Linked DNA regions of Homo sapiens: region 1 is linked to region 2. The links are chromatin contacts, found by Hi-C or POLR2A ChIA-PET in ENCODE. All regions are on one chromosome and are shown on one strand. The core of a region is the stretch at or near the end of the contact, and the rest is flanking DNA. Distances in the headings are between cores, read along the strand shown.

Region 1 (6,413 bases), core at 792-3,291, 370 kb after region 2:
ACTAACTGCCCTATGTATCCTGGATTGAAACCTGGCTGAGAAAAAGTAGCTATAAAGAGCATTATTGGGACAATTGACAGAATTTGAATATGGACTGTGGGTTAAATAATAATACTATGTCAATACTATGCCCATGTTCAATTTCTTGATTCTGATATTTGTATTTTGGTTATGTAAGAAGCAGCCCTTGTTCTTAGAAAATAAATACTGAAATATTTAGGGGAAAGTACACTATGTCTCCAACTTACTCTCAAGTGATACAGACAAATTAGAGGGTAAACATCGGCTCTTAGGGGATAGAAATTTCTTAGATACAATGGTTTGTGGCTCCCCAAAAGGCCACACTACACAAACAGATACACGATATGTCTGTGGTCTTAAACTTCCATGGGGTAATTAGGGAAAAAAAGGTCTAAAATGCCTCCTTGAGGGAACAATAATGAAAAAAAAAGATTGAAAAACACATGCAGAGAAAGAGAACAAAATCAAATGAAATGGTGATAACCTGGGGGGAGGAAGAGTATATAGGAATTTCCTCTTTTAAGTTTGACATTTTTCAAATTAAAAAGGTACAAGAAAATTAAAAACTAACCCCTAAAAGTTAAAAAGTTGCTACACTATTATGCAAGATTAGGAGCTCAATATTATTTAGAAGCAAAGCATCAACAGAAAAACATACTAGCCAAGGAAACATCCACATAGTCATGTACATGTTTTTCATTGTTGCTTCTCTAGAACACATTATGCGTGTGTGTGTGTATGTGTGTGTCTGTCATTCATGTGGCTTTGTGACTCATGTATGCTGGGTCCTCTCACTGTTTGAGGACAGCAGTGGCTCACTTGGACCATTTACTTAACTTAGGAGACCACTTTATATGGAAGATGGAGACATTTAGTTTCATGAAGGACGGAACAAAACAAAAGTTTTGAATAACGGCAGGTAGGATGTAGGTTAAAATGCAAAATGAATGCTTTAAGAATATAAGCATCGGGAGTAGAAGTTACTGAGTTGGCTATAAAATATTCTCTCAAAGACATTTTAAAGATATTTTAACCAGGCCGGGCATGATGGCTCATGCCTGTAATCCCAGCACTTTGGAGGATGAGGCGGGCAGATCACGAGGTCAGGGGTTTGAGACCAGCCTGGCCAACATAGTAAAACTCCGTCTCCACTAAATAAAAAAAAAAAAATTAGCCAGTTGTGGTGGCAGACACCTGGAATCCCAGCTATTAGGGAGGCTGAGGCAGGAGAATCACTTGAATCCGGGAGGCAGAGGTTGCAGTGAGCCAAGATAGCACCACTACACTCCAGCCTGGATGACAGAGTGAGACTCCGTCTCAAAAAAAAAAAGATAGTTTAACCACTAGATTCACATCTGTAAGAGGACAATTCAAGGGCCAGGAGACAAATGAGAAGAGTTTCATTCATTTATTGACGCTTTCAGTGTGCTAGGCACTGTTGGCTCAAAGCTGGGCAAGACACGACCTCTATCTATAGTGAACTTGCCAACTAGCAGAAAGATTATTTTAAGATTTATCTGTCAGTATCAATATTGTCATCTTATTTCACAGTCTTGGTCTTTATGACTTTTCTCTAACATTTAACCATTACCCTAACTGCTGTCATCATAATTAACATGTAAATATTTCTCAGTGCCATTGTCACTGTACAGCTACCTTCGCAAAATATTTTCTAACCACTAGTGACAGCACAATACAAAAACAGGTAAGGAGGTCTGCATTCTACAATGTTGCAGCCAGGTGTGTTGAAATGGCAGACAGCTCCCTGGGCAGCCACACAAGATTCAGATTACTAGAATCACTTGAGGTCCTGCTTCCAGGCCCAAAGTGGAAAACTGACTCTGTTACTGCCATTGGATTCCCTCGCTTCATTAATTAACTCAAAATTGCCTCTCAGTGGCAATCCAGACCTCTGTTTCTAATTTCCTTCTGTGCTGAAAAGTAAATAGGCCTAACCACATTTTCAAGCCCCTGTGCGTGGGTCTTTTGTGCTTATAGCAGACCACTATCCACTGGAAGACGTCTGGGCCACTGCCAAGTTGAGTATTCAATTTCTTTGTTGTTTTTCAGGATAACCTAGCTAACCGCAATCCCTTTCCACCATTCCTCTGCAATGTGCTTGAAATAGAGCCAAGACTCTATCCTACAAAATGCACAAGAAAAACAAAAAAGGAGGAAATAAATAAAGAAGGGGTCATGGAAAAAATCAGAGTTTGTGAATATTGCCCCATACGTATTTTCTTTTCACATTTTTCTCTCATGACTTCTCAAAAACATTCAGACCCCAAATGCCTGGTCATATTCAGGAATAACTCCAATGGCTTCCCATTCTCTCCTCCCCACCCAAGAAGATTATAGGATTATAAACATGAGGTAAATTCCTGGGATCCTATTCCTTGGGGCATATGCGCAAGCTTTTGGCTTTGGGAGGTGGGGTGTGGGGTGGCAAATGCCTAAAAGGTTTTGGATGACTATCCAAAGAGAAACAGATGGCTTTAGCACGCCTGTGCCCAACACATGATCTGTGTGACTCCTGCCCTCTCAACACCATCTCCGTGCCGCCCCCTTTCTCCCACACCCCAGACAAATAAGAACAAAAATGAGTCTCTGCACATTCAAAAGGTGAACTTTCAAGGACAAGTCTTCCCATATGGAAAGGATAATGGCATCATGCCAGAGCACGTGCAGTAAAGAAGGGCTCAGGGTGTTTCACATTTTCTCTTCCAATGGGTTCCAAACGTTCTGATGGACAATCTTATTCTTCCCCTATAAACTTTCTGCTCCATATCCCGCTATAGCTGTTAATACACTTTTCAATTTTCCTCAGGTCCCCAAATAGTGGGAACAGCACGAACATCGGCATGAAGGCAAGAAAATAGGAGGCATGTACTGGGGAGAGCAAATAGTTCAGTTGGAGAAAGGGCACATGAGGAGCAGTAGCAGCAAATAAGAATGACCAGGAGTTTGGGATCAGACACGTGGGACCATGAGTACCAGGTCAAAAGTTCAAACTTTATTTGATGATGAAGCAACATTAAACACTAAAGGTCAAGTTTCAGGAATGTAACTAATTCAGAAGAAACACAATGACACATAAAAAAAGAAATAGAGCCAAACACAAAAATTAGCAAAATATGAATGCTTCACCTCAGCGATGGATTCTTATGACTGAACACTGGGAGCCAGACATTAAAGGACAAACGGGAAGCCTATCTAAATCACTATCTGACAGAAAGAAGCTCATTTATTCTTGAAAAGAGAACAAACATCCTAGGAGAAATCATGTGGACTCTTTTAAGTGCCATTAAATGACACAATGGGAAAAATCTTCAACAATATTTTTATCACAAACAGAGAGGCAAAGTCACATGGTTGCACAGCTCTCTCTCATACTGACATTTAATACAGGCTCCAAGCAGGAAAGTATCATCTAAGAAGACAGCTAATGTGATTCATTGATGTGGATTTCTGATCTTTCCTGATCATCAGGAAATGATGAACTTGAGACACCTGGAAGAATGAATATCATACTTCTATTAAATGTCACTTCTGTTGGCCAGTCACTAAGGAAAGCAGATAAATTGCTGTTTCTCCACCTGTTGAAAGTTTCAAATTGAGTAGTGTACATTATTAAACAAACATCTCTGGTTTTAGATAGGGTGACCATATATAGGTTGGTACTTCCCTGGTTTATGCCTCCTGCCCCAGAATAATTAGGAGCAGCCCCTCCTTTCTATCCAAAACTACCCCAGTTTCGGTGATAACTTATATGATCACCCTAGTTCTAAATATCTGCCCAAGTAGAAGTTGCCACACTATTATGCAAGTTTAGGAGCTCAATTATCTTTTAACTTAGAATACAACCCACCTTCACAAGCAATATCTAACTTGATGACTACTGAAAGATTTGCTGAGGCTAAACTCACTGGTGTATCATCTCTTGGAGCACTACCCTTTGTCTTACTGGACACTGTGTTCTCATCCCTAGCACAGGCCCATCGTATCACAAGCATTTGACTGAATTATTTGGTTATTGATGGGCATAACCTGTGACATAGCTGTCTCTTCTTGGACAACTACTGATACCACCATCATGTAAGATAAATTGTTACATAAATTAACAGCTTAGATGCTTTTTCCTCATTTTTTCCTAAAAAGGATTTTAAAATGTACAGCCAATTTGTAACTCTTTTATAGCACATCTACAGATATCTAACAAAGATTCTCATCCTCCAGCTAACCAAATTTATAGGTTAAACCTCTAGAATGTCACAGTGATCCAGTTCAGGGTGTTATTTCCCAACAGAGCCAAAGCCATCTATTTTTTACTCTGCCAAACCAGCAACATTTCCAACATGAAATATCCATAATGCAGGAAATTCCAGTTCTAGGACTCAGACATGAATGGTCCCTGCAATTATTGTTAAATTGCATGTGTCAAGAAGTAGTTTTTTCCTGTTGGCGGTAGACAGTACGGCATGTGCATTGTGGTTCACAGAGGCAATAAAAGTGTGTTATGTTACTAGATCCTGAAAGTAGGTAGCAAATACAAACAGTAAATTTAAAAGGATTATTTTTGTTTCTGATTTTGCATACAACTTAGAATTTTATGAAAATTTTCTGAGAATTTATGAGAACTTTATGATTACTGTGCCCATGCTTTAGGAATCATTAAAGAAAGTTTGTGGATTACTTCTTTTGAACAACTTACTTAAAAAGTATTCAAGTTCAATTAAGTTTGATATTTGGGATACCTTTATGAATAATAAATGAATCTTTATCACTCTATATTATCTTGAAACATTCCTAAGGTTATCAGAACTATCCATATGATTTCTGTCCTTATACGTTCTGCTTCAATGGCACCTTCAAGCTTGTCTTTGTGAAAATGCAACTACATTGCAAGTAGCCAATAACATTATCAATGAAAATCTTGTCAGTAGCCAATAATATAACGTTAAAATTTGCTTGGTTACGGACAAGAGTCATTCTGAGTTAAAGAAAAAAAAAATGGTAAAGCAAAAAGAGTACAAAAAGAAGAACTCTTTCAAAAAGTGTCTCATCTGTACTTTCTGCCTTTGTATATAACAAATGCTAAGCAGATGTTACATTGAACTGAAATTGATACTGGTCTGTCTTGCATTGGCCAAACTAAGAGTGTGTGGGCGGGGAGGGGGCGGGTGGTATTTTGGTTTCTACCTGCTTTGCTTCATCACTGTTTAAAAGCTGATACATATTAAACTTGCTTTTTCTATTTAACTTTAGAGCCCATAGAAAATAAAGGAATTTTTAAAAGCAAGAGTCATTTAGTAATTCCCATTGAGAGCTGTCTTCTATTTTTTCACTAGAGATAGATTTTTCTAGTTGAGGTTGAAACAGAAAAAAAACTCCATGCATACCTTTTTCATCCTAAAAAATATTTATTGAAAGCCTAATACTACATACCACAAACAAATAAAAGACAGGCTTTAATCTTACAATTTATCCAAAAGGATTTATATGTGCTTGCATATGTAAAGGGTGTCAATTATATTTTACTTAATAAGAGGGATATGTTTAAAAAAAAAAAACAGGAAAACTAAAAATAAGAAGTGATTAATTCCATTGAGGGATATTAAGAACTATCAGTTTTGGGGTTAACTCTTGAACAATGAGCTAGATTTTTATTAAGGTATCAAAAGGAAGAAATACCATAAGCAAAACAGAGAAATACAACTGTTGGTTGCATATTTAAGTAGATTTTGTTCATAATTATATGTGAATGGTAAGGAACATTAGGTGAGACATCAAGAAAGCTAAGATTTCTAGATTGGGCAAATAGGTATGAAATGAGAAAATTATGGTTTCTGTTTTGTGCAGTGAACTAAGGTTATCTGGGGGATGTCCCGCCAGAAGTATTAAGTAGACTATTAGAAACATGGACCTAGAGAAATAAAAGAGATAATATATAGAGGTAAAAATGTGGAATTAATTCAAGTGTGATACACAATGAAATGATTCATGGCCAACTTCAAAATTTCCTATTATCCCAAAATTTAAAGGCTGGGAGTGGGGTGTAGAGAGGGGTGGGGAGGTGGAAGATGCAAACAGAAAGACTGGGGGAGATCCAGGGGAGTTTACCAACATAGAAACCAGGAAAAAAGCGAGCATCTTTGATGAGCTGGTCTTCGCCAGTATTGTCAGATACTGCAGAAATTGAATAGAAGGAGAGATCAAAGATTCAATATTGTCAGTGGAGTGCTGAACTTCACTTTGTAAAGCTTCCTAAAATCTATTCTAATTAGCCAGAAGGAAATACGTAGAAACATAAATATCGTTATTATCAGACTCATCAATGTTATTTTGATGTCTTTTCAGTCTTAATGAATGCTTCACCTTGTGTTCCACTTACA
Region 2 (6,294 bases), core at 1,138-3,637:
AATAGAGAAAGAGTTCTTAGCCCTCCAAACAAGATGATTGCTATGTAAATGGTCTTTGTCTAAACCCTGTGGTCTATTTAGAGTGGGTATGTTCATTTGATGAGGTCACATAATATACTGGTTAAGAGGACAGCTTCTGTGGCCAAATGAACCAAGCATGAAATCGACACTTTCTAGCTGCGTGGGAAAATTCCCCAGCTTCTCTGTGCCTCAGTTTCCTCTTGCATAAAACAATACCCCTCTCACAGGGCTGTTGTGTGGATTAACAGTGTTAAAGCATGCACAAGGATTACAACAGTGTCCAGAACACTGTAAGAGCCCTGTCAATGTTACTGCCTCTTGCTGTCTGAGCATCTTTAGTTGTGCTCTGAAAACTGCTCCTCCTGGTGATGCCCTCCGGGCTTCCATGTGCCATTCCTTTGGAACCCCTGTCACCCCTCAAAGCATTTCATATGTACACCATAGGAATAGGAAGAAGGTACCAATCCTGTCACGCTATAGCTGATGGCCCCCTTCCTATCCACTCCCCTAAACCCCTAAAGTACACAGCTCTCCCAGATCAAACACACACACCAGCACTTTTTCCTCTGGGAAGGCCAGTACTCCCTCTCTACTCTCAGTAGCAGCCTCTGTCATTTGTCCTTTACTTGCCAAACAAAAGCCTATTCATTTATTTGTTGGAGGTGGGGGATCGGCTTCAGGAAAGCTTGCATCACTGTATTTATTAAAGATTGCACAGCCCAAATGCAGATAAAGCTTCTCAGAGTAGGAGAAGAAAAAACACTACTCTTCCTTCTGAGTCTTCTATGGTAGTGAAGGAAATGACAGACTAAGATGAGAATATTTTGCTCCACTATGTTTGTGTGTATCATCTGGCTCTCCTACTAGATTGTAAGCTCCATATAGTCAGTGAATTTAGCTGCAGAACTTCTTCTGTATTTCACATTTATTAAATAAATTTAAATGAATGAATAAATAAATCTGAATAGGGATTTTATTTATTAGGTGTGAAAGTTTATTCTTTTTACTTTCTCACTCTTTCCTTTCAACAGCAAAGGTATGCTGTTCAATGTTTAATAACCAGCTCTTCATGGAGACGGGGAAGTCCTGATCTGCAGAACTTGCCAATTTCTTTGGTGTGAATATTCCTGTTATAGGTGATTGCAAGTGAGTAGCTCACAAAATTCCTGGAGATTTAATAATTGGCTCTAACATGCAGTTACAGAATAGCTCCAGCATACCACTAAAAATAGGTATTAAATTTGTTTTATATATTATAGGGAAGATCCAGTATTCTTTAACATAAATTGAAACTATAATACAAATTCAATGGCTATTCTTCTAATTATATGACTACATGTATACACAAATAAATGAACAGGTGTGCAGAAAGAAGTTAATGTAGCAGGCCTGAGACTGATATCCAGAAAAAAAAAAAAAAAAGGCTTACAAGGTTGGCCCGTGACTGGCTTTGGGGAACTTACATTCTAGAAGGTTTCCCACTATTCCCAAAACTCCACGTGGAATCTCTTCTCCTCTGTATTATCACAGTATATTGATATACTTTCATTATGGAACTTAATACATTGCCGTATTTCCAGGTCCCCTTAGCAATCCCCATTTTCACCCCCAGTTCCAAGACAACGAGCTTCCCAAGGGCAAAAGCCACTGCTGTTCTTTTTGTGATTGTAGTGGGAAATAGAAGGCCCAGCACCTACTAGGGCATTGGGTTCTCTAAATAGATTGTATTGCATGGGGCAGGGACATTTTAGGTCATGAGAGAGGTTGACTATGGTGTGAAAAATGAAAGACTATTTAGATGGAGGGCCAATTCTGAAGCTTTGTTGACAGTGAAGACAGAAACAGATATCCCTGTCCCTTCTCCTGTCTCTTATCCATACTGTGTTCTGGTGAATGGGTTATGGGACATCTATGTGCCCTTTCCTCATTGTGTTTCCAATGTCTACTGTGCTATGGATATCTGAAGGGCCTCCAATGTGCTTGATCTTTCATAGCACCCCAGGTGGCTGCTCAACTTTCCCAATTCCCATCATATGGAAGGCAGCAGAGCAGAAAGGTTGGGACAGAAACAATACTAATTAAAGGTCATTGGAGAAAGGGTTCCTTCATTAGGAGATGACTTCAAGGAATCAACAGGGAAGACATGAAGTCTCTAATTCTATGAAATTCAAGTCTCTAATTCTATGAAATTCCAGACTTCCCCTTGTTGGCTATTGTTTTCCCATGTTTCATTAAAACTGGTTTCAACACTTCAGTAACATGGAATTTGAAGGCTTGTCTTCCATTTTCACTCAGTCAGGCATGCCTAGCATTTTACTGGTAGACTGAAGGAATGCAGGTCACCCAAACAGGACAGATGACTGGAATAATTTGAAATCATGCCTAGTCTTTTTTTTTTCTTCTCTCTTAGCTCATGTACAGAAATGTTGGAAGCTTATTAACTTCTGGTAAGAATAGTTAACAGCAAGGATGAGAGAAATGAAGCATTCAGATGATTAATATAAAATGGTATCAAAACAATGGGTTACTCATTGCATTTTTTCATTTCCCAATGATGAAAAGCCACTTCCGTTCCTCCAGCTTTGGAGCGAACATAATATAAGCACAAATGAATTGAGTGGGAGAAAGTTTTATGACCTTTATTATTTGGCCCAAGTTCACAGCAATGTCTGAAGAGAATGCCAGGAAATCTCTGTTTAGACTAATTTGCAGAAGAAACTACTGTTAGGGAATGATAGCTGTGTATTTATTTATTGAATTCGTCTCTTGGACATAAACATACTGTCTACTAACCTATTTACATGTTTAATTAAACACATTTTCCATCAGATTAAAATGAGAACAGGAAACTACCTCTCAATGGGTTTATGTGGAGTGTCAGCCACATGCCAGACCCTGCACTAGAAACCCTGGTTGCACAGTGGTTAACAGAACAGACTTGGTCCTTGCCCTTGTGAAGCTTATAGTTTTGTGGGAGAGAGAAATTAAACAAGAAAACAATTAAATGAATAATCACAGATTATGATGTACAATAAAGGCAGTGGGTGCCAGGAAGAAGAACTTATATTTGGTGATGAGAGACCACCTCTCTGAAGAAGGTACATTTAATCTGAGGCCTTAAGGATAAGGAAGAGTCAGCTGGGAATAACAAATGTCTATTTGTGGGAATAAACAAGGAGGGGACGTGCACACAGGCAGAGTGAACAGCGTGTATGTGGATTTGAGGCAAGAAATACCTTGCAGAGATATGGAACTGAAAGACTGTAAATATGGTTGGAGCATACTGAAGAAGGGGAGAATGGTATATGACATCCTCTACAGTAGCTAGCCCAGTCCCCTCAGCACGCTAGGGTTCAATACATCTAGGGTTCAATACATTTTTGTTGATAATGAATAAAGTTCCTAAAAAAATTTTAAGGTTAACTTGTGCCCCAAGTTATGATCTCATCCCCAGTCATTCTAACATCTCTTCCAAGAATAGAAACTATTGGGGAGAGGGCACACAGCCTCCTGGGATAGACATACACTAATGTGGACGCTGAATTTTATGCAACAGAAATAAAATACTGCCAGTGAGTTGTGAATTTGCCTATTGGATTAAGAAGCTTAATTCAATGGAGTTTAATTGGGACAGATTGGTTGGTGATAGTTGGTAGCAGGGAGCTGGAGTGTTTAGCCAAGAACTACAAAAATCTTAACACTCTTTTTGCTATGGCCTCATCAATAACTGTGTCCCTCAGCTTAAATCCAAAGCAAATGGAGTTGATGGGGTGGAAAAAAATTATTTTGTACTCTATCAGTGTGGACCTAAATCACTGACATTTTCCAGTCATGTAAACTTTAAACCAGGAAAAATGAATCCAACTCATGAGGGCATCCAGATTGTATTTCAGCTACGCACAAAATGAAGAATGGGTAGACTACCAAGGAAACAAGTAGCATAGGGTATAGTGCCATGATTCAGTTTCAAATGAAATTCATATTGAGATAAAGACAAATAATTGAGCCAAGTTCTGAACTTATTTCCAACTCTCCCAGACTGGAAGTGCTCAAGAATATACGACCAGCAAAAAAATTCATTAACAGATTCTTTACCTTCTTGAGCACTCTTTTATCATCCTGGAGATTTACTGGAATGAGTTGACTCAATGTAAATTAGAAACATATGGATTAAATATCTCAAAGTCACCAGATGTGATGGAGATTTTGACAAACTAAAAGATCACTGAAAGGTATTTGGAAGTGTTTTCATAATCCAAAAACCACCAGGTTGGCCCATCTTTAAAAATGAAGTTATGACCTTGTAAACATTATAATAGTTCTCATGTTTTTATGTTTAATAACACATTCTGTCATCACTGCTCATAACATATAATTATTTGGGTGTAAAACTGAATATGCAGATGTAAAAATGGTAGAAGGGTGTCCAATGGAGTAGTACTTTTCTAACAGACTATCCTAAGATTCCATGGATAATGGTAAATCAAGAAGTCAGTTAGTGTCATACCTGACAGGGTTCTCATTAGCAAAACCAAAATTTACTCTAGTTAGTTTAAACAGAAAAGAACTTTGCCAAAGGAAATTAGGATGCTCACCAGTTTTCTTAGAGAGCCAGAGAACCAAAGTAGGGGCTATACAACTAGGAATGGTACCCAAGCCACACATCAAGGCCTGCTGCAGCCCAGACCTTCCAGATTGCAGTGAAGATGCTGGTGACTACAAGACACAAAGTTTTTCATTCTTTGCATCAAAAGGCTGGTACCTCTTCTGCCTTGCTTACTGAAAGACAGACTCTGCATACTCTCTTTTCACATGAATCAATTACAAAAGACTTTCATGAATGTATCTGATTGGCAGAACTCAATTTACTACATCCCTTGTGATGCACCTAGAAGGTAATCTAGGGGAGAGAGTCTGGCTCTTCTTGGACAAAAGGAATATACAAGGTGGGAATTTCTCCATTAATAGCAATGTTGTGCATAAGATGCTGGATGGCCACAACAAGGAGAATATTCTTTACAATTTATATTTTGTAATAATACAAGATTATAAAGGACACTTCACAATCTTGTTTTGCTATGCAACTAATGATACAGTTATTTTATATATGCTTGTATTTTTCTTCATGGCTATTTTTATTACTTATATTAGAGACTCTCGCTTAGCAGTCCAACACATTTCCTATGTGAAACCCAAGTGAAAATCAGAAAGTAAGAACTCCTAAAAATGGGGGTGATGTGGGTTTAAGCATACCTGAAACATGCATATGATTTACATGACTGTACTTTAGGCATTCTACTCAGAGCCCATTGATGCGTTTTCTTTTGACAATTTATTCTGTGTTATGTTCCCTCACTAGGAGCAAAGTTTCAAGAATAGTTCAATAGACAACCATACACTTTTCACATGGATCAATCTCTCTTGCTTCAAAGAGTCCAGGCCAGTTGTTTATCAGAATATCCCACATTTTGAATTTATATGGTTTCCTCATGACTAGATTTAGAATAAATACATTCGGAGGAAATGTTACATAGATGATGAGGTAGTCTCAGTCATTTCTAAAATAAGGCAAATGATATTAATTGTCCCTTTACTAATAATATTAAGTTAAAACATTTGGTAAGTTGGTAGACTTGAAATGTCTTCTTGGGGTGGAACTAAGATGGCTGAATAGAGGCAGCTCCACTCTGCAGCTCCCACAAAGAAGGACAAAACTGAGTGAACTCTGCATCTTCAATTGAAGTACCAAAGTTCTTTTTATAGGAACTGACTAGGTGGTTGGCGTGACCCACAGAGAGCAAGCAAAAACAGAGTAGAGCAAGACCCCACCTGGGGGCTGCATGCAGCAAAGGCAACTCCCTCCCCCAGCCAAGGGAGACGGTGAGGGATTGTGCTTCCCCTCCCTGAAAACCAGGGCTTTCCCAGGGATCCTTGCAACCTGTGGATTAGGAGGCCCCTCCTGAGCCTACACTACCAGAGCCTTGGGTCCAAAGCACAAGGCTGTGAAGAATCATGGCAGCTGCTCCGGTGGGCTGTTCCTGTGGGTGGCCATTTTGAGCAGGCACTGACACAGGAGTATTTACATACTCCAGCTCTGGGAACTCCCATGAGGCAAGAGATCCATCCACTCTCGTGGGGAGGGGGCTGAAGCCAGGGAGACAGGTAGCATCGCTCCTATGGAACTCCACAAGCTAAAACCCACTGGCTTGGCATCACTGTCTGTCAGCACAGTGGACTACAAACTGCCTAAGAAGACGGAGTTCCCCAGGGAAT

The links. A loop is a pair of places that touch in the nucleus more often than their neighbours do. ChIA-PET counts read pairs that join two places held with the same protein, here RNA polymerase II (POLR2A). Pooled maps may share reads with other maps.
Region 1: a loop to region 2 is called in a map of endothelial cell of umbilical vein, with 12 times the contacts of the local background. The contact joins two enhancer-like sites. A Hi-C loop is called at or near these places in 1 of 168 maps with a recorded cell type or tissue (endothelial cell of umbilical vein) and 1 of 50 pooled maps. POLR2A ChIA-PET finds 5 or more read pairs at or near these places in 2 of 52 experiments (BJ and endothelial cell of umbilical vein).

Annotation. Positions count from the first base shown.
Region 1 is chr15:39,360,915-39,367,327 of GRCh38, forward strand. The region is part of intron 1 of LOC105370777 (a long non-coding RNA gene); the gene reads right to left. Among named protein-coding and RNA genes, the nearest start is that of LINC02915, 110 kb to the left of the region's middle. Within about 2 kb of position 2,042, at least 3 of the 41 ENCODE cell types and tissues checked have a DNase peak (open chromatin) inside an H3K27ac peak, as active enhancers do; they include endothelial cell of umbilical vein, where a contact is called at or near this core.
Region 2 is chr15:38,993,849-39,000,142 of GRCh38, forward strand. The region is part of intron 2 of LOC105370777 (a long non-coding RNA gene); the gene reads right to left. Among named protein-coding and RNA genes, the nearest start is that of LINC02915, 250 kb to the right of the region's middle. Within about 2 kb of position 2,388, at least 3 of the 41 ENCODE cell types and tissues checked have a DNase peak (open chromatin) inside an H3K27ac peak, as active enhancers do; they include endothelial cell of umbilical vein, where a contact is called at or near this core.